Linked DNA regions of Homo sapiens: region 1 is linked to region 2. The links are chromatin loops, found by intact Hi-C in ENCODE. Cell type or tissue: heart left ventricle. All regions are shown on one strand. Each heading gives the region's core, and the rest is flanking DNA. Links, peaks and the distances in the headings are about the cores only.

Evidence for each region. Hi-C counts contacts between places; a loop is a spot of excess contacts. Peaks named below come from ENCODE experiments on the same cell type or tissue, not always from the same donor. Only the 100,000 strongest peaks of a DNase experiment are listed, where the experiment ranks them.
Region 1: it touches region 2 in a loop (3-fold over the local background); 3 of 110 quality-filtered maps call a loop at or near these places.

What each region holds. Positions count from the first base shown.
Region 1 is chr12:119,369,096-119,385,591 of GRCh38, forward strand. All of the region lies in intron 1 of CCDC60 (coiled-coil domain containing 60), which reads left to right. Among named protein-coding and RNA genes, the nearest start is that of CCDC60, 43 kb to the left of the region's middle. RefSeq lists enhancers at 439-1,638, 6,751-6,810. In heart left ventricle, for the core only: no CTCF peak of the experiment used is centred there; no DNase peak of the experiment used is centred there; H3K27ac peaks cover 3,605 bases.
Region 2 is chr12:119,238,916-119,255,411 of GRCh38, forward strand. It overlaps LOC105370025 (a long non-coding RNA gene), which reads right to left and starts at 11,549. Exons shown (of 4, transcript XR_945437.2): 1 at 11,435-11,549. In heart left ventricle, for the core only: no CTCF peak of the experiment used is centred there; no DNase peak of the experiment used is centred there; H3K27ac peaks cover 3,564 bases.

The DNA.
Region 1 (16,496 bases), core at 4,262-12,261, 130 kb after region 2:
AGGGATACAGGAGGTAAAAGCAGGCAGGCAGGTTGGTACAAGAGAAGAAAATAACACAAGCATGACCTTATACGAGGCCTTCCTTTCCTGTGCTGGAGGAATGAATGCTAAATCCAGGCCTGAGAAGTAGCCATATTTGGAGAGAAAGACGCTCGCAATGTAGGTTTTAAAAAGATTTACAAGGCACAAAGCACCAAGCTCATCTCCAAGGAAGTCTCCCCTTTCAGCCCAGAAAAGGGTGAACACTGCAAGTGGAGAGCTGACAAACAGCATTCCTGGGGGATGGGGGAAGCTTTCTAGTTTTATTGGGTTAGAAAAAACACTTGTATTGCATTAAATTTCTTAAATCTGCAGAGTGCCAGAGATTCAGAGGGCTGCAGAACTTTAAAGCCCACTGAATCCTTGAAAGCTAATGTAAGCTCCCTGGAAATCATCTTGCCAGAGAAACACTGATGCATAGTGGTTAAGAATATGGACTTGCTCACTAGCTGTGCAGCCATAGGCAAGTTACTTTGCCTCTCTGAGCCCCACAGTCTCCATCTACAAATGGAGAAAATAATAATACTTAGCTCGTGGAGCTGTTGGGAGGATGTTAGGAGGATGTAATTAGCTCGTGGGGTTGTTAGGAGGTTAATGTGTTGAAGCAGCATCCCGTATGTTGTGTTTGTTAATTACTATTGCCTGCTGCCTCCCAGTACCTAGCACGGGGCCTGGCATGGAGCAGGTGCCAGTAAATGGTTGTTGAATGAATGAATGTGGTGAAATGGGGGTTCAGAGGCTTGCCAAGGGCATCAGTAAGTGCCTCAATTATTCAGAATTTTGCCTTTCAATCCACCACCTAAAATCAGGGATTTCAAATGTAAATGTCTTCAAGACCCAGGCAGGAAATACAAATGAGTAAATTCAGCTTGGGGATAAGGACGTATACCTCCCTATCAAACACAAGAAGAGACCAGGCCAGACCAGCTTTGAGGCCGCTTCAGGAAAGGTGGTCACTTAACGTGTTCCAACATGCCTGAACCTGTCCAACGCCTGATTCAGTCCCATAAGCCCAACCCTGCACTTAGACAATTCCAAACAACACAATCCATTTTAAAGTTCCATTTCTCTCCAACCCACAGAATCCATAATGAATTAAGGAAAGCATATCAAATATAATCATGCACTATTGTTAAGTTCTTGGCAAAGTTGCCAAATGTCAGGCAGACAGTGCGCCCCGTGGTGCATTCCACATCCGGGACTATGGCTTAAGTTGTCATGATAATGAATTGCCGTGCTCACTTAGGCTTGGGAATAGATCCAGAATATCATGTCGAGTTGAGAAAAGAAGTGCCTCGCAAAGGTGACACCTTATACCTCATTTGCAAGGCAACAATCCCAAACACACATCACAGGTATGGATGGATGAGAGAAGGTTATTTTCAACACAGCTCTTTAAAACTGTACTTGAGGGCCTGAAGTCTATGTGAAGGGGTCACGTGGATGGAGCAGTCCACTCCTCCCTGCTCATCTCAGGAACAGCTCTGACATCTCACCAACAACCTAGGCCTTGAAGGCTGAAATGCAGAAGTTCAGTAATAATTTAAGCCTGGAACTGGTGGGGGCATTCATCAAAAACACTTACTCTTCAACAGTTTGGTTTAGAATATGAGGCAGGCATAGTGGCTCATGCCTGTAATCTCAACACTTTGGGAAGCTGAGGCAGGATGATCACTTGAGCCCAGGAGTTTGAGACCAGCCTGGGCAACATAGTGAGACCCCATCTCTACAAAATATTTTCAAAAAACTTAGCCAGGTATAGTGGCACACCCCTGTAGTCCCAGGCACTTAAGAGGCTGAGGTGAGAGGATCCTTTGAGCCCAGGAGGTTGAGGCTGCAGTGAGCCATGACCATAGCACTGCACTCCAGCCTGGGTGACAAAGTGAGACACTGTCTCTATTTTAAAAAATAAAATAAAATAGTAGCTTTTTAATCACCCTGGGCCCTGGACCCTAATGCCTCAGCGATTGGATGGGTTGGTTCTCTCTACCTGATTCCATTTCTTGAGACAGCCTTGTGTTTCTTCATTAAACCACCATCACTGGGGACTTGATTCCTTCTATAGGAGAACAAGATCAGATCATGACATTGTGTCTCCATCAGCAAAATAGATACTTGAGATAATTAATAAAAAATGCAAGACACTGCCCCCACCCCAAGTGGTACCCATGTTCAATAGGAGAGAGGGGAGGAAGGGCTTAAAGCCAGAAAACTTCAGGGATTTTTCTCCAGAGCCCAAATCTCATAGTTCCCAACCTATTCCCAAGGCCTGGATAGAGCAGTGGCTCAATAAATAGTTGTGGAATGAATGAGTGAATGAATGAAATGAATGAGTGAATGAATGACTCGGTCTGCTTTGTGTCAGAAAAAAACAACTACCCTTATAGTCAGAGCTGGGTTAGAATCCCATGTCTACCGCTTAAAAGCCATCAAATCTTGGTCAAGACACTTCTCTTTTCTGAGCCTGAGGTTTTCCCATTGGTGGGATCTCAGAAGCGCTCCCAAGTTGCTGTTTCAATTTTCTAAAACAAACCACAGCATCCATCCAGTTCTCCAGGCAGCTGTGTTTCCTAACCCCAGAGTTGTTCATTTCTTTAGGAATAGGCTTTTCTCCGGGCTTCAAGAAACAAACCAGCTTGGAATTCTTCCTGCAGAGCCTGGCCAGGAATTCCCCTCCCTGGCTCTGGGAAGAGCCCATCCACTAGAGCCTACATCCATTATTAAAAGGGGCTTGTGCTGAGTCTCTGTGATGATGCCACCTAAGGACTCTCTCAATCTGGTGATCCCAGGTGGGAGGTGGCACTAGGACAGAGGTTAGAATGGCAGGTAAGCATGATCTTAGGCCGGACGCAGTGGCTCACCCCTGTAATCCCAGCACTTTGGGAGGCCAAGGCGGGTGGATCACTTGATGTCAGGAGTTTGAGACCAGCTGGCCCAACATGGTGAAACCCCATCTCTACTAAAAATACAAAAAAATTAGCCGGGTATGGTGGATCGTGCCTGAATTCCCAGCTACTCGGGAGGCTGAGGCAGGAGAATTGCTTAAGCCCAGGAGGCAGAGTTTGCAGTGAGCTGAGATCACACCACCGCACTCCAGCCTGGGTGACAGAGCAAGACTGTGTCTCAAAAATAAAAAATAAGAATGGCAGGTAAGCATGATCTTTAAGAGTTAGGCTAGCCTGGGCTTGAAGCTAGGCTTCTCTACTTAATGGCTGTGCCACTTTGCCTCTCTGAGCTCTCATCTGCAAAACTGGGGCATAATGTCAATCTTTCAAGAGACTGTGAGGTTTAGAGCTGATGTATAGAACCCTAGTAACTAGGAACCACCCTCCCATAGCGTGGCTTCCAGGGTCCCAGGGTAACATAAATCAAGACAGAGACAATCACTGGGCAAAATCTCAGAGATTTGATTGACACATAAAAATCCCCCACATTATGGAAGTCAGGCAGTGCCATAGTCCAAAGCTGCTTCTGGAAAATGCTTCAGTGTTCAGCCTCCACCTACGAATCCCCACTCAGAGAGATATCTCGGTGCTTGAGTCCCCCCGCCTTATCAGCAGGCATGACATAGATTTCACACAACACCTGGGCCCTAGAGATGGTTGCATAACCCACTAAACAAGCCACAATGCCTGGGCCTTAGAGGTTGCTACACACGCCATGGTGACATGCAGCGTAATTTTAAATGGACAGTCACTTTCACTCTTCCTTGTTTATGATGTGTTCATTTCAATAGTGCATTAGGAAAACTCTAACAAGGCGTTTCAAAAGCATAATGTCGTGGATATTATTGCTTAGGAGAGAACTAAAGTAGATACTTAAGGTTTTTTGTTTAACGTTACTGTAAAGAAAAATATTAATAGTAAAAGTGGCAGTGCATGAGTACCACAATAGATTATGATGATTGTAAGTGAAAGTTTGAATTTTGGAAAACGTGGAATCAGGAGGAGGGGGCAATGTCAGGTTTAAGCTGCAGAGTGGGTGGCGTCTCCTTTACAAAGTACTGAAATGCAGTCAAGCTGACTGACCTGGATCTAACCCTGGAGCAACTTCAACTTCCTGATGCTAAATGGGGAGCTCAGAATATAACTCCAATTCCCTTACAGTCATAAAATGCCTAGCACATAGCATTTACTCAATAAATAATCTGTGATTCTTTTGGTGGTGCTTAAGAGAACACTGATTGACCTAAAGAAAAGCTGGCTCCAATCACTCTAAACCCCACCGGCAGCTATGTGACTCTGAGCCAGTTACTTAACCTCTCTGAGCCTCAGTTTCCTCATTTGCAAATAGGGGTTTTCATCAGTCCAACCCTGCTTATCACAATTGAGGCACTGTCAATAGAAGCTTGCTGCCAAACCACTTACTACATGCCTCTGAGTGTAGGACCATGTCTGTCACCGTGGTGAGCAATTTCAGCAAAGAGGAGCAGCGTGGTGGACTTGAAACTGCACTGGTGAAAGTTTATGCTTTAGTTTTGCCACCAAAAATCTGTGCAAACTTAGGCAAGATACTTTCTCTCCGGGGTGGGGTGGGGGGGGGTCTCAGTTCCCTTATCTGTAAAATGAGATGGGGGGCGTCCCCCTTCATTTCCACAAGTTCTCATTAATGGAAGCTTGGCTTAGCCTCTTTTCTAGCCATCCAGATGTTTCTAAAATACACCACTTCTGACATGGCAGAGACCAAACATGTGGATGATTGACTACATTTTTCACGTTTCATTTGTTATCTAGACAGGCTTTAAGTACATGGATAATGAACCTGGAATTTCAAATGAACTTGAGCCAATTCCTTTCTCACTCTCTCTTTGAGGCAAGAAAGGTTTCTTTGAAGGAAATGAAGAGAACTTTATCTTTTTTTTTTTTTCTGCTCCTGACAGAACACCAGCTCTTGCCCAGGGGCTGAGTAGTAGGAAGCCAACTTGCCAGAGGGAGAAAACCTATGCTGAAGAGGCAGTTTTCTGTGCTGGTTAGGTACACAGACTTTGAAATTCCAAAAGCTCTGGGTTCTAATCCCAGCTCTGCCACTTAATGGCTGTTAGACTTTCATCTAGAGACTTAAGATCTGAGGGCCTTCTCGTCCTTAGATGGATAATAATACCTTTGTCACTGGGTTATTGTGAGGATTAAATAGATTAAAATATTAAATATAATGTATTACACCACTCATCCATGGCAGCCATGAAGAAATTACCTATAAGGGTCAATGCTATTACTCTCCTCCTTTTTAAAGATGAGAAAACTAAAGCACAGAGAAGTTAACTGACTTGCTCAACTTCAGAGGTAGTAAGTATGAAGCTAGGAAAGGAAACCTTATAGAAATAATAAAGACAAATACATAGATAGTTGCAATCTGGACGGGAAAGGGTATGATGAGAGATGCTATAGAGGGGTGGTGGTGTTCCTGGAAAGGGGTCTTGATCGAGACCCCAAGAGAGGATTCTTGGACCGCACATAAGAAAGAATACGGGGCAAGTCCATAGAGTAAAGTGAAACCAAGTTTATTAGAGAAGTAAAGAAACAAAAGAATGGCTACTCCATAGGCAGAGCAGTGGCATGGGCTGCTTAACTGAGTGTATTTATAGTTAGTTCTTGATTATATGCTAAACAAGGGGTGGGTTTTTCATGAGTTTTCTGGGAAAGGGGCAGGCAATTCCCAGAACTGAGGGTTCCTCCTCCTTTTAGACCATATAAGGGTCATTTCTGGTTGTTGCCTTGGCATTTGTAAACTGTCCTGGCGCTGGTGGGAGTGTCTTTTAGCATAATGCATTAAAATTATGAGCAGTGAGGACGACTAGAGGTTACTGTCATTGCCATCTTGGTTTTGGTGGGTTTTGGCTGGCTTCCTTACCGCATACTGTATTATCGGCAGGGTCTTTGTGACCCATATCTTGTGATACCAGTCCTGCCAACCGCCTATCTTTCTGTGACTAGGAATGCCTAGCCTCCTGGGAATGCAGCCCAGTTGGTCTCAGCCTCATTTTACCCAGTCCCTATTCAAAATAGAGTTGCTCTGTTTCCAGCGCCTCTGACAGTGGGGTTTAGGGACAACGTGTCTTAAGAATGTATCCATATGGACAGAAACTTTTGCCCCATTGATGTGCTGGTAAATGTTTAACAACCAGCTTTCTGGAAAAAACAAACAAGCAAGCAAAAAACCCTAATTTGCAATGTTTGTTTGCCAGTTTCCATGGTGTAAATATTCCCACTGTGGCCAATTTCAAGCTATCGATCACTGAACAAAGAATTGGGAAGCAGATGCATACAATCAGCTCTCATGCAATCACCCTCACCAGCTAGTACACCATTGCTTTCTCCGCACTGGACTTGAAAGATCCCCCTGAGCTGTCTTTGCTGGGCCACATCCCTCCACCCTACCTACTGACCCATCAGAGAATGTCCCCATACAAATAAAATGTGTCCATGAGCCCCTCCCCCCAACTGTCTCTCTATGAATAGCTCACTGATGGCTGTGTTTTACTTAATCAATCAAAATAATGGGGTGTGGAGTCAGGGACTGAGAGACCAGAGTCCTTCGTCCACCTAAACTGCTCCCTGTATATGACAAAGACAGTTTTCAGCAGAATGAACAGAAATAGAGCCGTGGAGGGAAGTGGCTTGGATGTCATGAAAATTTCATGTGTTTCTGATGCATGCAGGATGCAATGTGGGGAAGTGGGTGAGCCAGAAGGCCCTGGGGACAGTTTTCGAAATGAATCAAGTCCTCAGCTTCTTCCTGCAACAACCAGCCCCTCCCTTGAAGCTCTTAGTATAAAGTCTGACAAACGTGGAGCCACCTAATCAACTTGCCCGTTGTCTCTTTAAAAGACCTCCTCTCCTGACTTTCCTCTGGTGAAAAGAGCAGAGTGGTAATCAGACAGAAAGGTCACATTATACCAAGAAATGTGGCTGTTGGAAGAGAGCCCACACACCCACGCCCATCTGGATTTGTGTGTTGGACACGTTTTCTTCTTGTATTTCATTAATAACAAAGAAAGCATGGCCACCTTCAGAAAAACGCACTTGCTAATACCCCAGTGAAGCTTAGCCCACTCAATTGGAACAGCAGAGGCAACCCTCTCTGAGCTGAAGATTGGGGTTTGCCAAAAACTGCCTTACACTACAAGGCTCATCCTTGATCACTTTGATCCCTCCTGTCCTATCTTTCCAGGAATACCTGCAGGTCTCCAATTAACCAGAATGAAGAAACAGGGCCGAGGGCAGTGGCTCATGCCTGTAATCGCAGCACTTTGGGAAGCTGAGGCGGGCAGATCGCTTGAGTCCAGGAGTTTGAAACCAGCCTGGGAAACATGGTGAAACCCCGTCTCTACAAAAAATACAAAAATTTGTCAGGCATGGTGGCACGCACCTGTAGTCCCAGCTACTTGGGAAGCTGAGGTGGGAGGATCGCTTGAACCTAGGAAATGAAGCTTGCAGTGAGCCAGAATTGAGTCACAGCACTCCAGGCTGGGCAACAGAGTAAGACTTTGTCTCAAAAAAATAAAATAAAATAAAATAAAACTCAGGGGATGGTCCTAAGTACACAGTGGTAATCTCAGGATGCTGGCTTCGTCTGGTTCATTCCCAAACCTCCCTTAGGCTCCTATATCCTTTAAACAGTGTGCCCCTATATATTTCCAACAGAGTGGCTACTTTATAGGCAATGGTATAAGTAGTTGGGGCTGGGGTCATTTACCCATTTTGGAATATTGGGGGATGTTCTGTAGCTGCAGGGATTTAGGGCTAGAGAAAGGCCTTGTCTTTCTCTGGGCTGGATAGTATTTGCAAGCTTCCACTAGACAATGTGGATGGAGACTAAGCCCTCAATATTCCAACTCAGGCCAGACACAGTGGCTCACACCTGTAAACCCAGCACTTTGGGAGGCCAAGGTGGGCAGATTACTTGAGGCCAGGAGTTCGAGACCAGCCTGGCCAACATGGTGAAATCCCATCTCTACTAAAAATACAAAAATTAGCTGGGTGTGGTGGCACGTGCCTGTAATCCCAGCTACTTGGGAGGCTGAAGTATGGGAATCGCTTGAGCTTGGGAGGCGGAGGTTGCAGCAAGCTGAGATCGTGCAACTGCACTCCTGTCTGGGCGACAGAGCAACACTCCATCTCAAAAAAAAAAAAAAAAAAAAAAAAAGAAAAAGAAAGAAAGAAAAAATTCCAACCCAAGTCTCAAGAGACGGAGAAGTAAAATAAGAAATATCTTCCAATTGTTGTAAAGCCTTGTCTCTGTAACCACAAAAATCTGGTAAATTCAAATAATCAGTTCTGTTTTCTTTTTATTCTCAGTGTTTACATGCACAAGTAATAACATCACTACATTAACTCTGTAAACAGTTACAATATTATAAATAAGGTTAAAAGTATCATTCACCATCATCCCAAACCAGTTTTACTCCAGAAGTAACAACTGGTCACTATATAGTTATTAACTAAACTAACTAAATAGTTAATAACTAACAAAATAGTTACAAAACAGTTATTAACTATTTAGTGTGAGTCCTTCCATATTCCCACTTCTACGCACAACTAGCAAATGAAAAAATTTGGAATCAAATCCAGGAAAATTTGGTTTCAAAGTCTTTTCATTTTACCTCTACACATTTTTTTCTACACCAAATTTAACCGCTGTGTGAACACAGGCTCTTAAACCCTTTGCCAAGGAGCATAAGGAAGTGCTTGCGGTATGCCAGGCACAGACGTGGCATCGTTGTCTGGGGTAAATACTCGAGGTTTGCTGTCTCACGCCAGGGAAATCGAGGACGCAGACACACAAGAAATGAGTTTAAGAGCAGAGGTTTCATAGGCGAAAGAAAGAGAAAAGAGAATAGCTCTCTTTCTTGCAGAGAGAGAGGAGCTCCCAAGTGGGACTTCCAGCTCCATGGTGAAATGCACGGGGTTTTATAGAAAAGCTTGAGGAGGCGGTGTCTGATTCACATAGAGCCCGAGAGATCAGTCGGACCAGGTATGACGTTTGCATAGTATGCAAAGAAGCTGGCCATCCCACCCTAATCTCTTACTAGCAGATCGGTTCTCTACCTGGCGGGTGCCGTGTTGTCTGTTCCTTACTGTACACGTGGTTGACAAAGAAAAGGGAAGATGGAGCCACCATGTTGAACATGCCTGGCCCTCAGGTAGCCTTTTCCTATTGACACAGCTGCTGGCATTCACCCGTGCAAGCTTCTAGCTTGCCTTTCTATGTCTGCAGCTTGATTTTACAGGCTTCTCTTTGTTAGAAAGGAAATGATTTGGGGGCTGCCTTTTATTAAAAGGGAAACCTTACCAAGGACTCTCTTACCCTCACTATCTGCCTAAATAATTTCTTTCTAGCTCCTGTATCAGCACTAAACCAAGAACCTCAATTAATCTTTACAGCAACATCATGAGGGCCAGTGTAATTGGTTCCATTTTTGCAGGTCCACAGACTGAGGCTCAAGAAAATTAGGTAACTGGTCATAGAGCTAATAAGCATCAGGGATAGGATTGGAACCCAGGTCTGTCCATGCTCTTAACAAACATGGTGCCTGCCTCCCCAGACACAGCTGAAATTTGCTGTCCCTCCAACAGTTGTAAGTGGATTGGTGAAATTGTTTTTGTTTTTGTTTTTGCGAAGATCCTCAAGGCACAAGCCTATATAGTATCACAAGCAAAGCCCTATGCACAGGCCAAGATTGACACAGGCTTGTCAAGACAGCAGGCAGTGAGCCTGTTGGATATGTGCAGAGAGCCAGACCCATAGACGAATCTTCCCTCTGTACATGGTGGGTAAGCCACCCATCTAAGATGTTGATAACAATCAATGCTCAGCCCAGGGCCAACACATTCTGGTGGGTCTGGGACAAGAGGGCAAGGTCATCAGACGACAGCTTTATTCAGTAGTTCTCCACTCATTCTGGAAGCCCCCAGCTCGGCCTGGCTTGGTTTTACCAGGCAGAGGCCAATTCCAGCATTGAAGAGGAGAAGAAAAAAAGAAAACACTAGGAGCTCATGCCAGACCTTTGCTAGGAAGCTAAAAATAGTTGTTGCTGCGGAAGGCCACAGATCATGAAACACATATGCCAACATAATAACCGTGTATAAAATCACCCCATGTGGGGTGTCCTCCAAACCACTCACAATTAAGCTTAAGTGATGATATATAGAACATCATTTTCCAGGTGGAGGACACTCAAATGTTTTGTGGCCTGGACACCCAGGAGATGTTGAAAGGGCTAGACTGGACTGAAGCCAGGGCTTGCATCTGGAGCCATGGGCAGCCTTACTGCCATCCATGAAGTTGATTGGGTACCCACGAGGTCCACAACACTGTTCTGCACTTTGTTGGGTTACAGGAACAAAAAGGAAGCATGCCATGGCATGGCAGAGGTGGGTAAGCTTCTTATCTAATCCTCATAGCAACTCTGAAATAGACACTCTAATAATCATATAATGCCTGGCACATAATGGGTCTCAATGCAATGTTACTTAGACCCAGGGCTTTCTTGAAAGTATGTATGGTGAAATGTGCAAACAGATCAGATGAAGATTTAATTGCCATAGTCATACACAGTAATTCACCTGCAGATGGTAACTGATGTGTGGGAGATGCTAAATATGGAAAGGCGATGACTGGTTTGAACTGATTCAGGGAAGCTACTGGAGGTAGGGTAGCCCTTTGGCCATGACTTAAAAGTTAAGTAAGCAGAAGCCTCAACACCCTGCTTGGATATAAAGCAAAGCTACCATTGAGAATACCCAGCAGGCGAAATGCAGATGTTAATTAAATATAGATGTGCATATACATACAGATGTGTACAGTGGACAATTGAAGGTCAAGCCCAACTCAGTGGTTACTAAAGTGTTTGTGTGGGGGTGCAGGCAAGAAAGTATCTCAATGCCTCTATCTCTGAAATGGGCACAAATGGAATCAGATTGTGGAGCGGGACTGCAAGAAGTCTTCTAGTTCATCCCTCACACACACATTCTCTAAGAGATGGCCAAGTGTCTCAGAGGCTTTTTCAAGATTTTTCAGTATTAGATATAAATCCCTTGGAAGCAGTTTTGTTTTACATTCTTAAGAGGACAACCACAGTTGGGTGGGAACAGTCATGTGTGCTAGAAGCAGCTCATACTGAACCTATTGTATTCATCTCCTTCCAACTCTTGGTCGGAATTTGGTGATCTCATATTGGTAGAGTAAAATCAGCCATGATGGGAATATTTACACCATGGGAATTGGCAAACACTGTAAATCAGGGCCTTTCCTTCTCCCCTGGAGAGCAGATTGTTAAGCATTTGCCAGCGTTTGGTGGGAAATGAATATCAAGAAAGTATAGTGAGAACCTGACGTCGTAATATCTCAGAGTTGGAAGGGATTTTAGGTCTTCTCTTACCCAACCCCAGATTTGGTGCTAGAATTCTTCTCCCAGGAGTTTCTCTGAGGATGGGGCAGTTACTAACAGCAGATGGTGAAATGATTTTTCAGTGTTACATAGACATTAACATGAAATCGCATAGCAGAAAAGGTACTTGTTTTTAAATTCTCTTTTGTCCTTTTTTATTATGCAAAGGAGAAAGTCTCAATTTAGTGCTATTCAATTTTTAACACCTCTCTAAGGACTTGTTGCTCTTCCTTTTAACAGAAAGGGCAGGCCTCAGGCTCAGAGCCTTGTGAAGATTAGTGCCTAGCTGTAATTGAATAGCTTCTTTTGTTTTTATTGTATTTACTTTTATAGTTACTTTCTATTTGTGACATGCAGGAATGGCTTTCTTCTTACAGTGATAGTAGTAAGTTTACTTTTTATCACGTTTCTAAAATGAGCTCAATTAGAGACAAATATTAAGTAAATTATAATAAAATTAGTGTAGAGAGATGGCAAATATCCTGAAGGTGGTTTGTGAATGACCAACACGTCTGGAACACAGACGTACCCTAGATCAGGCAGACTTTGCCTGAATATGCCCAGTGACAGGGAGGTCACCACTCGGTAAGGCACTTCTGTTACGGTAATCAGTGAAACACTTCATTTGAATTAACAGGGACTTTTGTTTCTTCCTCCCCATGACCAGCACCATATTTAAATTAAGTGTATTTCCTACAATATTCTCTTATTGGGCCAAAACTACTCAGTCTGCAAGGTCTCCAGTTTCTATTCTTGGTTTGCCTTTGGCTCAATATCTCCATTAATTGTCATGGGCTTAGGGTCTTTATGATGAACTGAGCCATGATGACCTTTAAAGTCGAATTCTGTCCTTGGTGTGTCAACATTTCTCCAATTGAAGCTGTTCTCCCTATACAAGAGGAATTGGAGTCTGTGGTTGCCAAGCAAACGTGGCAGGATAATTTGTTTCTGTGCCTTAAATCTCTGGAATTACTGTCTCTAGCTCCCTATCTTTGTCCTTTGGAAAACCAGATCCTCAGTGTGATATCCTGATACTCAGACTCAGTGGTAGTAATCACTGCTCCCTACTGTGGCCTTCCTGTGCACCAGGCACCAAACTGACAGCTTCCCATGCATCCTCTCACTTACACCTCATGACAACCCCAGTGGCACCTGCTATTGCCACCCCATTCTAAGGACGAGGAAGCTGGAGCTCAGAGAGTCGAAGTCACTCAAGGTCTCCTGGCCAGCAAGCAGTGGAGTCTGGACTCTTAGATCTGTGGCCCCAAAGTCTCAGTGCTCCAAACTTATGAGAAGGATTTCTTATCTCAGACCCTAAGATCTACAATGGAAAGTTGAAGCAGGTGACATGGGGAGGTGCCTGTGCTACAACCAGAGACCCTTTAAGGAAAATTCTTGTTTTCTAAAGTCAGAAGAATGTGCAGTAAGTGAGCACAAAGCAGGCTGGCTCTTTGCAGGCATCTGACACCTTCTCATGACCTTCCTATCTTTATCGTTAGTGCTTGAGAGAGAGAGATAAGGCGGGGCAGGGGCAGAGCCAGGGAGAAACCCTACTTGACCCCATCCAGGCAAATGCATACCTCTCTTCTCCTTCCACAAACATGAAGCTGATTTTCATGTGCTTTAGCCACGAAACTTTTAGCCACAAAAACTCTTTCCCTTGTCAATGTTCAGTAATTAAAATTTTCTCAAAACCTGCAAATGAGCTTCACAGCAGTCTTTAGCGTTTTACCATGAGGCAGAGATATGTCTTCCAGGCCTTTTTTTGACATTAATCCATTCAGCAGACTTGGCCTGATGCTCGGCTGTGTGACAGCCAGCGCACTGGTCACTGTGGGTACAGGGAAGCACGATGAGCACCATTTCTGCCCTCTGTCTTCATCCCAATAAGTCCTGACACAGAAGGGGAACAGGGTACAAAAGTTCTGTGGGAGCACCTAACTGATGAAGGGGTGGAGGGAAAAGTATTCGTAACAGGGGGAAGAGCATCTGTGAAGGCCCTGAGTCATGAGACAGCAGGAGCTCAAGGAGGCCCAGTATGGCCTGTACTACTGGGCTGGCCCATCACAGGCATTCAGAACAGTGGGAATGAATGAATGAATGAATGAATGAATAAGCAGAGTGTAATGGGGCACACTGGGAGATGAGGATGGAGATACACACTTAGGCTGATTCATGAAGTCTTTGAAGTCTGTTATGAGGAATTTTGACCTTGAGCCTAACTGTGAGGGGAGGCCATGGACGCATTCTACACAATAGTGATGTGATTATGTTTCATGTTTCCCCAAACATGCCGGGCCACCAAGCTGTGACTATCTCACCACCCACCCATCCCAATACACTCAATGTGAATACAAAGCTTTACTTCTCTCCTTTGCTCCCAAAGAGATGAGGTGCTGAAAATGCAGCAGACCCAGGGTAATTGGAGATCTACTGATGGCGGAACCTCTTTGTGCTTGCCTGTTAGCCATGTTCTTGAAGCTGGTCTTGCAGGCATAACCCTGGGTGGCCACTGCACTGGAAATTAAATTAATTAAAGAAATTAAATAATTGATCAAAAGTCTGGAAGTGATTGGATGAATAGAGATTTAAATCCAGATCTGGGCTGGGATCAGTGGCCCACACCTATAATCCCAGCACTTTGGGAAGCCAAGGCGGGAGAATTACTTGAGCCCAGGAGTTCAAGACCAACCTGGGCAACAGTGAGATTCTATCTCTACAAAAATAAAATTAAAAATATATTATCCAGATCTGCTTTTGCTTCTATAGCATCTCTTTCTGGATGTTCTAGAGAAGTCTTCTCGCCCCACCCATATTTCCTATTTCAGAGACAGGAAGCTATACCGACCACATGGTCCCACCCTCCAGGCTACAGATGATTGGACCAAAGGGAAACACCTGATACAAGCTGAACCAATCAGATTTCCTTATCTGGAACTTGGACTTTAGACACTGAAAGACGGATCCAGATAGCCACAGAGTATGGAGATGAGGGCCCCATAAACTCTAGGGCCGCGACAGCTATGATGGGCTGTGTGCGAGAGCAGAAGGAGCCAGGATAGAGAAAGAATAAAGAAACGAGTGTGCAGAAAATAGCATATCTGAGCATTCATGCCTTTTGAGAGCTCAAGAGACACAGCAAGTAGCTGAGCTGTCCTGTCACTGGATACCATGAGATTTCCTACATTTTTAAAAACTTGAGCTGAATGAACCTGTTTCTTTCTGCCCACCACAGATACCTGAATAAAACGCAATCTAGACAACACAAGAGACCTTCAAGAGGGCATGTTCATGAGATGGGTGAGCGTGTTATAAGCTGATGAAAAGACTTGGGGTGTCCATGGGTTTCTTTGTAATATCTCTGCCTAGCCACTTTAAAGAGACAGACCTAGGCCGGGCGCGGTGGCTCACGCCTGTAATCCCAGCACTTTGAGAGGCCGAGGCGGGCGGATCACGAGGTCAGGAGATTGAGACCATCCTGGCTAACACGGTGAAACCCCATCTCTATTAAAAATACAAAAAATTAGCCGGGCGTGGTGGCGGGCGCCTATAGTTCCAACTACTTGGGAGGCTGAGGCAGGAGAATGGTTGTGACCCAGGAGGTGGAGCTTGCAGTGAGCTGACATCGTGCCACTACACTCCAGCCTAGGGGACAGAGCAAGACTCCATCTCAAAAAAAAAAAGAGAGAGAGAGAGACAGAGCTAAGATATTGTGCAGCCAAGGGAGAGTGAAGGCAGAAAGGTGTCAAAGCACAGGGCTGCAAAATGAAAGATGCTTCATTAGGGGTTTGGCATCTGCTTCTTAAGAAAAGAAGAGGAGCACAGCTCAGGCCTTCTTCCTCCCTGCAGCTTCACCACTAATAAAGGCAGCTGGGTGATGAGTTTCTGTATCTGGCAAATCTACTTCATTTTCCATCCCTCTGTCGACTGCAATGTAAGACAGCTCAAGAAGAAATTAATACTTGGAGTCAGTGTCAGCCCCACTGACAGCAGATCAAGGCTGAAAGACAAATTGCTCATCACAGTTCAGGGAGCCGGAGCTGGGAGAAGACAGACCTGCCATTCCCTGCGAGCTCCGGGCCGCTCCCACTGGTGGCTAACTTTACAAGGGACCCATCCTGGCTTCTGCCTACCTGTGAAGTCTGCAGAGAGCTGCAAGGGGCTGGTCCTGGGAGAGCAACTTGTTGGACATCCTTAGGGCCCCTTAATGACCCTGTGTTTGCAGCATGTCACCATGTCACTGGTATGACCAAGCCTAATGCCCTAGAAAAGCTATTTCTGGGCATCACCTGTCACCAGCTCATTCCAAGTCGTGGATTCTCAATTTTCTTTATGACACCTTGACCGCTTGGCCATGAAGGATATTGTGTTTTGTGGGTTGAGTTCTGCACAAGCTCCTGACCAAACATTGAGTGGGGGGGCTGATATCCAGCCCTTGCTTCACTGGCGAAACCATGTGCCCTGGCACGGGGCTGCATTCATTTGGAGAGAGGGTGGCTTTTTCTAATTTTTACAGAGGTGCTGCTTAGATTAATGAAGTCCTGGCAACATTGTGTTATAGAGCTATGGGCTTACTTGTTTATGGTCTGTGTCCCATAGGTAGAATATTGACTCCTTGAGGACAAGGACTGTGCTGGAAATATACCATTTGCCTCTCCAGAACCACTTGCCACCCTTCTCCTCCCTGCTCTGTGCCCCAGGAGAATGACAACTTAATGACCTCCCTTGCTCTCCAGCCTCCAGTTGGATTCAGCCAATAGAAAGCACTGCTGGGAGATCAAAGGTGATATGGTTTGGCTGTGTCCCCACCCACATCTCATCTTGAATTGTAGCTCCCATAATTCCCGTATGTGGTGGGAGGGACTTGATGGAAGATAATTGAATCATGGGGGCAGTTTCCCCCGTACTGTTATTGTGATAGTGAATAAGTCTCACGAGATCTGATGGTTTTATAAAGGGTTTCCCCCTTTCACTTGGCTCGCATTCTTTCTTGCCTGCTGCCACGTAAGACGTGCCTTTTGCCTTCCATCATGATTGTGAGGCCCAGCCATGTGGAACTATGAGTCCA
Region 2 (16,496 bases), core at 4,424-12,423:
GCCTCTTCTGTCAATATTGACGTCTGTCTGAGACACTGGGAACCTGCCACGGATGGAGGAGCAGATGCTGCTAAGATTTAAAAGAGAAAGGAAGAGAAGAAACACAAATCCCCTCAACGAAGCTACTACTTAGAACCGCAGGCCCAGCAAACCCCTGTACATCTGGAGACACTGCAGTAGAAGCAGCTAGATCAGAGGCCAGCAGACCTACAAGGTGCTTGGCTGGGCTCCTGAACCCAGGGTCTGCTCAGCAGCGTCCTGGAGAGCTTGCTAAGCTGGGCAAGTCTGCTCTGGCAAGGGGACGATGCCTCCTTGCCAGGAGTGCTCCTTGGGGAGCTGAGATTCTAGATTTCTCAGCCTGCTCCCAGGTCCTGCCCAGCCCACAGCCCCCTAGAGGACTAGAGTCAAGCTCCAGGAAGGCATGTTTCTGGAGAGTGATAAAGAGGTTGGGACAACAAAACTGTCCTTTTTGAGAAGGGCAATGCTATGTAAGGAGTCCTGGCTGTGGAGTCAGACAGTTCTGGATTCAAATCCATAATAATAAATTCGTAATAATCCATAATAAGGGGGTTATCCTCTCTAGCAAATGGGGATTTCTGCACTCAACAAATGTTCATATGCCTGGAGATTATGACAATATAGAGTCATAGGGATGCAAATAAAATGCCAAACATAGAGCCTGACACATCAAATGTCCTCAAGAAGTACAGAAACTCCTGATGCATATGCAGGTGCCACCACCCCCATAGCTGCCCTGTCCATAAAGATGGTGACATGGCTGTGTAAAATGGGCTTCAGAGACAGAGTTTATTCTCTAGCCTACCTGCAAATGCTGTCATGCAATCTTGAGTAGTTAATCCATGTGATGGGTAATTTTGTGTGTCAACTTGACTGGTCCATGGGGTACCCAGACATTTGGCCTAATATTATTCTTAATGGACCTGTGAAGATTATTTCTGGATAAGATTAACATTTTACTTATTTATTTATTTTTATTTTATTTTTTGAGATGGACTCTTGCTCGGTCACTCAGGCTGGAGTGTAGTGTCGTGATCTCGGCTCACTGCAACCTCTGCCTCCTGGGTTCAAGCAAGTCCCATGCCTCAGCCTCCCGAGTAGCTGGGATTACAGGCATGTGCCACCATGCCCGGCTAATTTTTGTATTTTAGTAGAGACAGGGTTTCACCATGTTGCCCAGGCTAGTCTCAAACTCCTGAAATCAGGCAATCTGCCCACCTTGGCCTCCCAAAGTGCTAGGATTACAGGCGTGAGCCACTGCACCCTGCCTGAGGTTAACATTTTCATCGGTAGATTGAGTAGAGTACACTCTCTAATATGGGTAAGTCTCATCCAATCAATTGGACCAATCCAATCCAACCCAATCCAAAAATTGAGGACCTGAATAGAACAAAAAAGCTGAGTAAGAGGGAACGTCTCCTCCATGACTGCTTGAGCTGGGCTATCCATCTTTTCTGGCTTTGAACTTCAACTGAAACATAGGCTCTTCTTGCATCTCAAGCATGCTGGCTTCCAGACTGGAGCTTACTCCATCAGCCCTCCTGGTTCTCAGACATTTGGACTCAGACTGGAACTATGCTTCCGCTCTCTTGGGTCTCCAGCTTGCCAAGATCTTGGGACTTCTTCACCTCCATAATCATGGGAGCCACTTCTTTGTAATAAATTAATAAATCTTTTCTCTCAATTAGTTATGTTTCTGTGGAGCATTCTGACTAATACACTCCACTTTCCTAATTCTGTTTCCTCATCTGGAAACTGATGAGAATCTTTCTTACTTCACGGGTTGTTGTGAGGACAAGCAGTTACGGCATAAATTGCAATACAGCTTGCAATGTGCTATGAAATGGGTAAGAATGGGGGCTTGGGGCCCAAAGAAGCACGTGACTCAATCTTAAAGAATAGCTTCTTATAGGAGGAGAGCAGAAGGAGTGGTTGATGTCCAAAAGAGAGTATGGAAAGGGTGTTTCAGGAAGTGGGAAAAGCATATGCAAAGTCTTTGAGGCCAAATAGCGCGTGGCCTTATCAGAATGTTGAACGTAGCTCAGTATTTCCAGGGCCAAACCATGGGTCTCTTTCCTGTTACGTTAATGGTTTGGTCTTTATCTTGAAGGAAATGGAAAGCCACTGAAAAAATTTTAGGCACAGCAGTGACACGAATCTGGGGATTTTAAAGAATTTATTTTAACCTCTCTGAATCTCAGTCTCTTTATGACTAACATTGAAAAATATCTCCACCTGCTTCACTGAGTTTTTGTGAAGACCAGCTGAAGTTATGTACCTCAAAGTGCTTTGTAAGTCATTGCGTGCTTGGCAAACAAAAGGTAGGGTTATTAACCAATAAGTCAATATTATTATATCAACTTCAAGGCTTTCATCCCCCGAAGTTCCTCTAACCAAAACCACGAGTCAAATAAGATATGGGGTAAGAACTTATTTGGAAAACCCTAAAACTTTTGATGAGAGTTAGCGATTTGCTAGTTGCCTTTCCAGTATTTGTGTTAATTTGGGTCTTCCAAGAGGCAGATGCCCAAATGAGGTTACACATGCAAGAAGTTTATTAGGGGAAAATGCCTGTGAGGGAAAATGGGAAGGGAGCCAGGGGGAGAGGGGAGCTGGGACATTCACCACCCAATGCAGTTCTAATCCCAAGTGAGGGGTAGACAGCGAGAAGGAAGAGTGGGTAGAGGCATCTTGGACTGCAATGCAAGGTTGTTCAGCAAGGCCAGTAGGGAGTCCTTGAGCCAAAGTCACCTGTCAGGGGAGTCGTGTCTCTCCAGAATGGGACTGCCTTAGTATTCCTGTTGCACTCAGCCACCGGCTGGAAGCAGCCCCGGGGGGACGTGTGGCCGTTGCATAAATGCAATGATGGATTTCAGAGCACAGCAGCTGAAGCCCTAGATCCATCATGCTCCCTGCAGCAGAGATCTGAGAAGTGCATGTTCACAGTTGGGACAGTATCCAGTACCCTTCTTGATTTTTGTTTAGGAATCTGCTCCTTTCCTGCTCTCAGTCCTCATACCCAGGCCTGAGCCAATCAGAGCATCACAGTGCCCTAGGTGCAGCCATTGGTGCATTCACAGACACATAACCTAAGCTGATCCAATCAGAGGGAATTCAGAGTTTTAAGAGATGCATTGGGGAAAAGATGCTCCTATCTTTTCTCTGGATTTGAACTTGGAAGGATGAAATTCAGGAGTCGGCGGGGAGGGCAGCTCACGCCTGTAATCCCAGCACTTTGGGAGGCCGAGGCAGGCGGATCACTTGAGGTCAGGAGTTTGAAACCAGCCTGGCTAATATGGTGAACACCCCTGTACTAAAAATTTAAAAATTAGCCGGGCATGGTGGCGGGCACCTGTAGTCCCAGCTACTCCAGAGGCTGAGGCAAGAGAATCGCTTGAACCCGGGAAGCGGAGGTTGCAGTGAGTCGAGATCTGCCACTGCACTCCAGAGGGAGACTCCGTCTCAAAAAAAAAAAAAAAAAAAAAGAAAGAAAGAAAGAAAAGAAAAGAAAAGAAAAAGAAATTCAGGAGTCGAGGCAGCACCATTGATCACAGGAGGAGAGCTCCACAATTGGAGAAAGAGAAGTTGCACATCAACATATCATTTGAACTCTTTTTCCTCAGACATGCTTGAAGCCAGGATTACTCTCGTGACACTTTAACTTTGAAAAATCTGTGTATTCCAACTTTTCATTTAAAAAAAATTTAAGAGCTTTATTGAGGTATAATATGCAACAAACAGCACAGACTTAAAGTCTGCAACTTGATGTTTTGACATATGTATACACCAGTAAAACCATCTCTACAATCAAGATAAAGAACATATCCATCACCTTCTGAGTTTCCTCCTGCCTCTTTTACTCCTTCTCTCTCAACCCCTGCCTTGGGCAATCTGATTTCTGTCACTGTGGATGTTTTCATTTCTAGAATTTCATATCAATGGAATCATACAGTATATACCTTTTTTGTCTGACTTCTCTCATTCAGCATAATTATTTTGAGATGCATCCATGTTATGTGTATCAACAGTTCATTCATTTCTATTGTTAAGTAGTATTCCATCAGATGGATATATCAGTTTGTTTATCCATTCACCTGTTGATGGATATTTGGATTGTTTCCAGTTTGGGGCTATTACAAACAAGGCTGCTATAAGCATTGTGTGTAAGTCTTTACAGGAACACATGCTTTTATTTCTCCTTGGTATATACCTAGGAGCGGACAAGATGAATCTGATGGCAGATATAGTTTACATTTTTTTTTTTTTGAGACAGAATCTTGCTCTGTTGCCCAGGCTGGAGTGCAATGGCGCAATCTCGGCTCACTGAAACCTCTGCCTCTGAGGTTCAAGCTATTCTCCTGCCTCAGCCTCCCAAGTAGCTGGGATTACAGGTGCGTGCCACCATACCCGGCTAATTTATGTATTTTTAGTAGAGGCAGTGTTTCACCATGTTGGCCAGGCTGGTCTCAAACTCCTGACCTCAGGCGATCTGCCCGCCTTGGCCTCCCAAAGTGCTGGGATTACAGGCATGAACCACTGCACCCGGCCTAGTTTACTTTTTTAAAGAAATGTCAAACTGGTTTCCAAAATAGTTCTACAATATTACATTTCTACCAGCAGGATGTAAGAGTGTCATTTCTCCCAGCCGGGCGCAGTGGCTCCTGCCTGTAATCCCAGCACTTTGGGAGGCCAAGGCAGGCAGATTACATGAGCCCAGAAATTCAAGAGTGGCCTGGGAAACATGGTGAAACTTCATCTTTACTAAAAATTAAAAAAAAAGAAATTAGCCTGGTGCAGTGGTGCATGCCTCTAGTTCCAGCTACTCAGGAGGCTGAAGTGGGAGGATGGCTTGAGCCTGGGACGTTGAGGCTCCAGTGAGCTGTGATCATGCCATTGCACTCCAGCATGGGCAACAGAGTGAGGCTGTCTCAAAAAAAGAAAAAAGAGTTTCAGTTCTTCCACATCCTTGCCAACACTCAATATGGTAAGTCCTTTTAATTTTAGCCATTCTAAAATAGGTGTGTAGTGGTATCTCATTGTTGTTTTAGTTTGCATTTTCCGAATGACTAAGGAGAGCGAGCACATTTTGATGTGCTTATTTGTCATCTTTATAGCTTCTCTGATGAATTATCTGTTCAAATATTTTGCCCAGTTTTTAACTGGGTTATTTATTTACTTCTTATTGAGTTTTGAGAGCTCTTTACATATTCTAGATGCAGATCCTTTGTCAGATGTATGATTTGCAAATATTGTCTTCCAGCCCTTGGCTTGTCTTTTCATGTTCTTCACAATGTGTTTGAAGAGCAAAAAGTTTTAATTTTAATAAAGTTGAATTTGTCAATTTGTTCTTTTATAGATTGTACTTTTGGTGTCAGATCTAAGAAATGTTTGCCTATACCAAGATCACAAAAGTTTTCTTCTATATTTTTTTCTAGAATAGAGTTTCTCAACCTTGGTACTCTTGACACATTATTTTAGATAATTCTTTGCTGTGGGGGTCTTTATACACATTATAAAATGTTTGAGAGTGCCTCTGGCCTCTACCCACTAGACACCTATAGCATGCCCCCTCCACTTATGACAACCACAAATATCTCTAGACATTGCCACGTATTTCCTGGGTTGTGGGGTAGGGGGTGTCAAATTGCCCCCATTAAGAATTACTATTCTAGGAATTTTATAGTTTTAAGTTTTGCATTTAGATCTATGATCCATTTTGAGTTAAATTTGCATTTCATACAAGTTATGGATCCAAGTGCTGTTTTGTTTTTTGGGGTGGTGTTTTTGGCATCTAGATATCTAATTCTTCCAGCACCATTTGATGAGAGGACTTCCTTTTACCACTGAATTATCTTTACACCTTTGTCAAGACTCAATTTTTTATATATGCATTTGTGTATTTCTGGACTCTCTATTCTGTCCCATCGGTGATGAATATGTTGGTCTTTTTTTTTTTTTTTTTTTTTTTGCCAATGCAATACTATTTGGTTACTAAACTGTAAGAGTCTTGAACTTGATTCTTCTTTATCAAAGTTGTTGTGGCCATTGTAGATATTTTGCATTTCATATGAATTTTAGAATCAGTTTGACAATTTCTACCAAAAATAAAGCCAACTGGGATTTTGATTGGGATTGCATAGATCAATTTGGGGAGAACAGACATCTTATCAAAATTGAGGCTTCTCACCTATTAACATGATATATTTCTTCATTTATTTAAGTCTTTTTTAATTTTTTCTTTAAATGTTTTGTAGCTTTCAATGTATAGTTCTTTCACCTTTTTTGGTCAGATTTATCCCTAAGTATTGAATTTGTTGTAAAGGGTATTTTAAATTTCAATTTCCAATTGTTTGTTGCTAGTGTATAGAAATAAAATTGATTTTTGTATATTGATCTTGTGTCCTGCAAATTTGCTAAACTCATTAATTAGATATGGTAGTTTTATGTAGATTACATAGGATTTTCTACATAAATAATCATGCTGTCTTCAAATAAAGATAGTTTTACTTTCCAATCTGGATGCCTTTTGTTTCTTTGTCTTGCCTTATTTCACCAGTGAGGACCTCCAGCATATTGTTAAATAGAAGACGTGGTAGTATATCCTTGTCTTATTCTGATCTTAGGAGATAGTATCCAGTTTTAGCCATTAAGTATATTGTTAACTGTGGGAATCCCCTTTAAGATTTGTTTAGTGTTTAGTTAATTATTCCCCACCAATGAGTAAGACCCGTCTGTAGTCTATTCAATGCCCTGAGATCCATGAGGTTTTCCAGTCTGGCAAATGGGAACAGACACTGTTCTTGGTCCTGTGTAAATGCCAACACTGTTATTTCTAATCCTTTCTGATAATTCTTTCCCCAAACTTGGGTCATTTCCTCAAATGTGCAGGCTGATCCCTCCTGTCTTGAAAATCCAAGGATACTCTCTGGCCAATCTTTGGCTTTCTCCCTCTATGCAACTCTCTTCTCTCCACTATTCCAATCTGGTTCCTCCAGACACCTTGGCCTCCCCAAACTTTCACTTCTGTCTCCTTAATTTAGGGAGTCTCCTCGAATCCTCCTAGGCTGCAGCGTGGAAAGTCTCTCAAAGCAGTATGCTGGAGCAAACCCAGGGCTCACTTTGTTTCCTGTCTTTCAAGGTTAACTGTCCTCTGTTTCCTAAGATCCAAAGTTTAAAAACCATTGCATCATACATTGTATCTATTTTTTGGTTGTTTTAAGCAGGAGGAAAAAAAATCTCATTCCTGCTACTCCCTTCTCATGAGAAGCAGAAGTTTGTTCAATTGTTGAACTAACACATTCCCAGTTTGTGTTGGGATTCCCATTGTTGCTAGCAAAAACATTCCAATTATTATAGTCACATGACCTGTCTGGCCTGGGAAAGACTGAGCCAGAGTCTTATCCTGCTCTAGATAAAATGCCAGAGAATGGCCAGAAGTGATGGTAATTCTTTTTAATTATTCCAAAATAAGGGGTTTGGACAGAAAGTATTTGGGTGGTATTGAGAGGTGGTAAAGCCCACAGAATCTGGAATTACAAAAGGCTTGGGTTTGAATTCTAACCCAGTGACCTCCTAGTCATGTGTGACCTGGGAAAAAGTTACTTAAATTCCCTGATCTTCAGTTTCGTTATCTATGAGATGGGAATTAATTATAACCGTACCTTACTGACAACGAGATTGTTTGAGGAGTCACTAGAATGATACCTGTGAAGCTCAGTGCCTGGCAGGTAGTAAATTATATACTATTGTATGAAAAATGATAGCTGTTATTATCAGTAACATGCTATGCTATACAGATCCAACCCTTTTGACAATGATCTAACTTTGATTTTGCCTTGTCTGCATCTATAACCCTAATAAAGCTTAGATTCATTATCTATTTCAGTTGGATAGGCCTAATACCCTGTCCCCCAAAATTGTGTGAGCTGTGATGTCAGCGCCAAAATCAGTAAGAATCAACAGTGGCTTAATTTAGTTGATCAAAGCTGAGAACAAAGACTTGGGATCTGGTTTCCATGCAGATATTTGGGCCCTGCATTATTTAAATTATTTGATTGGACTGTTGTGCTGAAGATGTCTATCACTGGGACCGTCCAACCACACAGCATCCTAAAGGGAAATGCCCCACCTCCATGCCCTGGTTAAGATATGAGCCCAGTAACCCTTGACTCTGGCCCACTGCTGATTGGACCACACCTGATTAGATATGAGCCACCAGATCAGGTCTGATCCAGTCAATGACATAGGCCTTGGCCTGGTAAAGAAGAGAGGAGTCTCTCTCTTCTGGAAATTTGGACTATGTATAGTATATCCAGAGAACTAAATATACCCGGAGACCAAAATAGTCATACTTTGGCACTGAAGTAGCAAAGTCATGAGGTTGACTTCTGGCTGGAGAGGCTCTGATAGACCAGAAGCAGGCAGAGGTTTAGAGGCAGCAGAACCATGGGTAAGCAATGAAAGGGTTTGGATGTTTGTGCCCCCAAATCTCAGATTGAAAGGTAATCCCCAATGTTGGAGGTGTGGCCTGGTGCGGGGTGAGTGGATCATGGGGGTGGACTTTTAACACCATCCGCTTGGTGCCTTCTTTGCAATAGTGAGTGAGTTCTTGTGAGATCCGGTTGTTTAAAAGTGTGTGGCACCTCCCCTTGTTCTCTTGCTCCTGCTCTCACCACGTGATACATCAGCTCCCCCTTCACCTTCTGCCATGATTGTAAGCTTCCTGAGGTCATCCAAAAGCTGAGCAGATGCCAACCATGCTTCCTGTATGTACAGCCTGCAGAACTGTGAGCCAATTAAACCTCTTTTCTTTATAAGTTACTCAGATTCAGGCATTCCTTTATAGCAACACAAGAATGGCCTAACACACCCAGTAAGTAGAGAGAGTAGAATGAACCCACAGAGGAAATAAGCCAGGCTAGAGCCCAGCTAGTCCCCAAGCCTGCTTAATTCCCAACAGTTTCCATTTCATTTCTGGCTCCTGTTCACAGCTATCTCTTTTCAAAACAGCTTTTTCTGTTTTGAAAATAACAAGTAACACATTATCACTGGGAAAAAAAAATCAGAAGAACCCCAGAGAAGAATCTAAATGTAACACAAATTCTCATCTTCCCAGAATAGTGCATTTCCTTCCCGTCTTTTTTCCACACAATTGCAGACATTTTTTTTTCCAGAAAATTTAGATCATACTATTTATTAGACATTTTATTTGTTTACTGTAACTTAACAATGTATCATTTCCCACCACTTTAGGAGGCCAAGGTGGTAGGATCACTTGAAGTTGGGAGTTCAAGACCAGCCTGACCAACATGGTGAAACCTCGCCTCCACTGAAAATACAAAAATTAGCTGGGCATGGTGGCAGGCACCTGTAATCCTAGCTACTCGCTAAGACTGAGGCAGGAGAATCGCTTGAACCCAGGAGACGGAAGTTGCAGTGAGCCGAGATCATGCCACTGCACTCCAGCCTGGGCAACAGGGCGAGACTCCACCTCAAAAAAAAAAAAAATGTGTAATTAACTGTTCCCCATGTCAATAAATATTCTCTTCTAATATTCTTTTAAATGATTTTCTAGTATGCCATCCTAACGATATGTCATCACGAATTTATATAATTCCTTGTCATTGAACAATTAGGTTTTTCAAAGATTTTTTCTTTGCTTTTGTAAATAATGTTGCAATGAACACAGCTGCAGCTAAATCTTTGCACACATAAGTGATTATCCCCTTATCATAAATTATTAGAAGGCCAATTGTTGGGTCAATGGGCATGCACATCTCTTAAATCTCTTATACATATTGTTCAATTACGCTCCAGGAAAGCTGTAAAAAATTTATATTCCTACCAGTAGCATATGAATGCATCTGACCCAAGGAGTTTTTTTACTGATTCTGCCAGACGTTGGAGACCACATTTCTACTGTCTGCTATATGTCTGGTATACAGTAGGCACTCAATACCCGTTTGTTGACCCAAACTGAAGTGGCTAGGTGTCCTCCTTCTATCTCAAGGAGTGACTAGAGAGTTTTCTTTCTCTTGGGCTAAGTTGAGGGACCTGTGCTCCTTGCAGCCACCACAGCACCTAACACTTTTCCCTGCATGCTCTTCTTTGGGAAAATCATTTCTTTTTTCTTTCTTTTTTTTTTTTTTTGAGATGGAGTCTCACTCTGTTGCCCAGGCTGGAGTGCAGTGGCATGATCTCAGCTCACTGCAACCTCCGCCTCCTGGGTTCAAGCGATTCTCCTGCCTCAGCCTCCTGAGTAGCTGGTACTACAGGGGCGTGCCACCACTCACGGCTAATTTTTGTATTTTCAGTAGAGATGGGTTTTCACCATGTTGGCCAGGCTGGTCTCGAACTCCTGACCTCAAATGATCCATCTGCCTTGGCTTCCCAAAATGCTGGTATTACAGGCATGAGCCACCATGCCCAGCCTGGGGAAATCATTTCTAATTTCACCAGGGAATGCAGAACCCCTGGGCAGCAGATCCAAGCCAGAGATCCTCCCCTCTTTCAAACTGTGACCTCCCAAGAGTGGAGTCTGTTCTTTTCTCTCACTAAAACCAGTTACTGAGTAGAGAAAGACAGAAGAAAATGAGACAGATGGAGAGCTCATTAAAACAATCAATTATTTCAGTGCATTTGGACATGACAAAAGTACACCAGGGTGTGTGGATTTTTAATAAGGCCGGTGCCGAGAGAGCAGCCGCGGGACCGACGGGCAGAGAATGAGACATTGCTTTCTAGAAGGCACCTACTGTGATAATGTTACCTGCCATTTATGCTGCGGCAGAAAATAGACACAAAATCAGAGAACGTTAAATCTGAGATAATGGGTTTTTTAATTGTTTTCAAATTTTGGATGAGCATTTTAATTGAAGTGGTTTGGAGGTTAATATAACTTTTGTATTTGATTATCTGGCAAGAAGAGGGGGGAATAAAAGAAAAGTGGGGGAAATTGAGGTAGTCTTTTAAAAAAGCCTCTCGTAACACATAGCATGATAAATTCCATTTCTGTACAATCGTTTTCATTATATGTGTCAGAGGCAAAATGATTTCTGTACATAATTAGTGCCAAGATGAGAGAAATGCTGACACCCTGAGGTTCTAAGTTAACCCGCTGCAGGCTGAGAGGGAGAGAAATTTTTTACTCTTTCAATAAACTTTTATTAAGAGTTAGAAGGGATCTCATATTTTGGAGTTGCCCACACAATGCCAGGCACTTTTTATAATTCTTTTTCAATCTCTCAACAACTCTATGAGAATTTTCTTCTTATTCTTGTTTCAAAGATGAGATGACTACGGCTCAGAAAGTGTAAGTGACTTGCTCAAGGTCACACAGCTAGTTAGAAAAGGCTGAAGTTTTGACCCAAACCTAATTGATTCTGAGGTCAGTGTAGCAGAATGAAATCATACATACCTGGGTTCAAATCCCCACTCTTATAATTTAGGAGCTCTGTGAGGCTGGGTGCAGTGGCTCATGCCTGTAATCCTAGCACTTTCGGAGGCTGAGGACTAAGGAACGCTGGAGCCCAGGAGTTCAAGACCAGCCTGAGAAATGTAGGAAGACCCCGTCACTACAAAAAAAAAATTTTTTTAATTAGCCAGGCATAGTGGTGCATGCCTGTAGTCCCAGCTACTTGGGAGGCCAAGGAGGGAAGACTACATGAGCCCAGGAGATCTAGGCTCTGTTAGCCAAGATCGCGCCACTGCACTCCAGCCTGGGCAACAGAGCAAGATCCTGTCTTAAAGAAGAAAAAATGAGCTCTGTGATTTTGGGCTTATTATTCAATGTCTTTGAGCCTCAATTTTATCTTCTGTAAAATGGTAATAAAAATCTTAAAAGAATAGATAGATAATAATAGCACAGTTGTCTATTGATAGTTGTTTTTTTTTCTTTTGAGAATTTACTAAGGTAATTATGAAACACTTATTGTGGTTCCTCGGATAGGGCAAGTACTCAATAAACATTAGCTGTTAGTATTAACAGCAATCTGCCCCCTGTATAAAGCTTCTTACTATTTCCAATGTCCTATGGGGAAAAGTTTCCGAGGCATGATCCTCACCTTCAATAGAGCTTACAGTCTACTGAGATAACAGACCAAGATCTCCAAATTTCCAGGCAATCTAATAAGTGGACAAAAGGCTGGTGACCAAATATTCCTCCCCAGTTTCCCAGGATTTCAAATATTATTTTACCCTCTCATCTAACATACCCACCAACACCTTCCTCTCCCTACCCGTACCATGGATCTTAATTCCTTATTTTGGAAAACGTGATCTATCTAATCACCCAGAAAACTATCTACAGTGTTAGACTTCATCATCCATAGGCATTGAGGGTGAAGAGCAGGTTTTGCCCTTGTTGGAAGCCATGGAAAAATGAAATTGCAAGTCTTTGGCAAACATGAAAGGTTTTGCCTTTCTACAATTGGAGAAACTTTGGCAAGCTGAAGGAAGCAGGTGATTTGAGGAACTCTGTTAACTCTTTGGGGACCAACGGCCATTTCTTATCCAGATACTTACAAGTTTCTTTTCTCTCCCAAAACTGACACTGCAGGCAAAAAGGACACAGGGCAGAATTTTCCCATTTGTTTCTGTCTGTATTCAAGCTCCATTGCCCGCCCAGCAATGGTAGCGATCATCTGTCAAGTGTTTACCCTGTGTCAAACCCTGGCCGCATCTGTCCAGTGCTAAAGGGACCTGAGGTTCTAGGGGTCACCCAGGTTGTCACTGGTGAACATGAGATTTGAACCCACTTTGCCTGACCTTGCAACAGTGCCTTCCTGCTATCATTCTACCATTCACACCAATGAGGCGAGGATTAAGTCCCATTTCTGGTCCTGTTCCTTCCTCTTAAGGAGTAGTCTAGAATTCTCTCCAAATAGCCAAAGTGAAATAGGACTTACCTGCTTATGCTTACTTGAGCTTCTTGGCCTGATATCTATTAGTCACTCAATAAATGTTTGTTGAATGACTGCTTGATTGGCTACTACAGATACAGCCACTGTAGATCCAAGATTTTAAATACAAATATTCCAATTTTGAAATTTTTGTTTCACTATCAAATCATTTTGTATTTTAAAAAAGGTGGAAAGGGCCTGGGGTCTTCACATTGTAGAAGAAAAGAGACTACTAGGGGATTTTAATGCAAAAGAGATGGCCTTGGACAAATCACTTAACCTTTCGGAGTTTCCATTGATTCACCAGGAAAATTGGGGTGATAACACCAACCTAAGCTGGTTCCCTTCACACCCTCACACCTGCTTCCTTCAGCGTCACACACACATACACTCACACACGCTCGTGCACACACACTCTCACATACGCACGCACACACTCAGGGCTGTCTCTGGACATTTTTCGTTTTACAGCCTGGGAAGCAGGATAAGGTTTAATATGGAGGAGGAAGAAGATGGCCAGGGGTCTGGTTCCCCAAGGAAACTGAGGTTGGAGTGAGCTCCTATGGCAAGAGGGAGTGAGGATCAGAAGCTGATGGAAATGCTCATGAAAGTCTTTGAGCTGTGTGGGGCACAAGCAGGATAGACTTGGGGCCCAGGTGCAAAGTATGGTCCACAGAAGGAGTAGACTTTCTTCTCACCATGCATGGGCATAGTGCCATCCTGGCAGCCCCAAGACCAGAAGCTTTGAAGCACCAGGAGGTAGCTTCCTGGCATGGACATTGCTGTTATCACAGTGAGCTCAGTGGTGACAGTGTCATCACTCCAAGTGACTTCACTGGTTGAAGACATGGATCCAGAAGAGGAGAACAGGACAGCCGGATGCTGTGAGTGAATGCACCTGCCCTTCAGGCTTCTGGGCATGGGTGAGAGCTGGAGGGAACATGGATGGGGCAGGATGGGAGCTTTCCTTCCTGCATAATCAGGTTGGGACTCAGGCCAACCCACCCTGGATACAGAATCCACTACTTCTCACCAGCCCCACTCTTACTACCTGGTCTGAGCTGCCATCGTCTCTCACCTGGATCCTTGCAGGAGCTTCCTAACATCTCCCTTGCCCCTCACAAACTGTTTTCAACACAGCAGCCACAGAGATTATTAAAACCGAAGTCAGATCACATCACTTCCCTGCTCAAGATTCTACAGTGAATCCACATTCAGAATCAAAGCTGACTCCTTACAATGGCCATAGGCCCACAGGACCCAGCACCCTGGACCTTCTCCATCTCACCTCCAATTACCCTCCTGCCTCTCTGTCCCACCTCCAATTACTCTCCTGCCTCATTCCCTCTGCTGCTGCACACCAGCCTCCTTGTTTCCCCAAACATAGCAGACACGCTCCTGCCCCAGGGCCTTGGCACTAGCTGCTCTCGCTTGCAATTAAACTTTTCTCCAAAACATGCAGATGGCTTACTTTCTGCCTTTTTCAGATCTTCACTCAAATGTTACCTCTTCAGGGAGACTTTTCTTTTTTTCTCCCCCCCTCTTTTGCGGAGAACAGGGTCTTGCCATATTGCGCAAGTTGGTCTTGAACTCCTGGGCTCAAGCTGTCCTCCAGCCTCTGCTTCCCTAAGAGCTGGGATTACAGGCATGAGCCACCACACCCAACCCAGGGAGACTTTTCTTGACCGTATTTCTCAAAGTTGCAACCTCACTCTACCCTGCACTCGCCGTCCCCATTCCGTGCTTTGGTTTCCACATAGCACTCCTCCCCGTCTGATATCCCAGACATAGTGTTAATTTGCTGTTGTCCTACCCACAGCCCACTAGCATGTCAGTTCCATGAAGGCAGGGAACACGGACTCGTGGTCTGTCTCCTTTCCTGCTACATCCCCAGTGCCTAGAATAGTGCCTGCCAGATGTCAGATGTTCCATTCAAAAAATATTTGTCGAATGACTGAATTAATGAATATAGGCAGTGTGACCCTTTCTTATTTATTTATAAATTTATTTATTTATTTATTTATTTATTTAGACAGAGTTTCGCTCTTGCTGCCCAGGCTGGGGTGCAATGGCACAATCTTGGCTCACTGCAACCTCCGCCTCCCTGATTCAAGCGATTCTCCTGCCTCAGCCTCCCGAGTAGCTGGGACTACAGGCATGTGCCACCACGCCCAGATAATTTTTGTTTGTTTTTTTTTTTTTTTTTTTTTTTTTGTGGAGACAGAGTTTCACCATGTTGGCCAGGATGGTCTCAATCTCTTGACCTTGTGATCCACCCTCCTCAGACTCCCAAAGTGCTGGGATTACAGGCATGAGCCACCGCGCCCGGCCCGACCCTTTTTTATTTTGTACTCATTTATTTTTTTTTGAGACAAAGTCTCACTCTGTTGCCCAGGCTGGAGTGCAATGCTGCAATCAGGGCCTCAACCTCTTAGCCTCAAGTGATACTCCCACTTTATCTTCCCAAGTAGCTGGGCCCACAGGCATGCGCCACCACACCTGGCTAATTTTTGTATTTTTTTGTAGAGATGAGGTTTTGCCATGCTGGCCAGGGTGGTCTTAAACTCCTGGGCCCACATGACTGGCCCACCTCAGCCTCCCAAAGTGCTGGGATTACAGGCGTGAGCCACCGAAGCCCGCCACGACCTTTTTTTTCTTAAAGCATCCACAGGTTGATGAGGCCTGACATGCATGTGTCATGCTGCCTCAGAGGGTCACAATGAGCACTAAATGGGCTTTGGTGTATAAAGTATCTGGCACATAGTAGGCACTTTTCTTAGTCTGTTCAGGCTCACAGTTTTGGAGGCTGGAAAGTCCAAATCAGGGCATTGGTAGATTCGGTGTCAGGTGAGGGCCTACTTCTGGTTCATAGATGGACAGCCATCTTCTTGCTGGGTCCTCACATGGCAGAAGGGGGCAAGGGACCTCTCTTGGGCATCTTTTATAAGGGCACTAATCCCATTCATGAAGGTCCTTCTCTCATAACCTAATCACCTCTCAAAAGTTCTGCCTGCTAATAACATCACCTTGGGGGTTAGGATTTCAACATATGGATTTGGGGAGGACACAAATACGTCTTCCACAGCAGAGCTCTATTGGTGGTAGCTGTCATTATGGTTGCTATTGTTGTTGTTGCTTTTGATCTTCTTAGCTCTAAACCTCTCTGTGTCAGAGGCAGGGCACAGTGGTTCACACCTGTAACCCCAGCACTTTGGGAGGCCAAGGCAGGTGGATCACTTGAGGCCAGGAGTTCAAGACCAGCCTGGCCAACATGGTGAAACCCCAGCTCTATCCAAAATACAAAAATTAGCTGGGCATAGTGGTGCACACCTGTAATCCCAGCTACTTGGGAGGCTGAGGCAGGAGAATCACTTGAGCCTGGGAGGCGGATGTTGCAGTGAGCTGAGATCGCACCACTGCACTCCACCCTGGGTGACAGAGCGAGGGTCTGTCTCAAAAATAATAAAAATATAAAATGAAGAAATAAACCTCTCTCTGATCCTCTCTCATTCCTTGCACTTTATTCCCAACCCCACTGACTCCCCACTTTGGCTTTCCCTGGGTCTCCTATCCTCATTC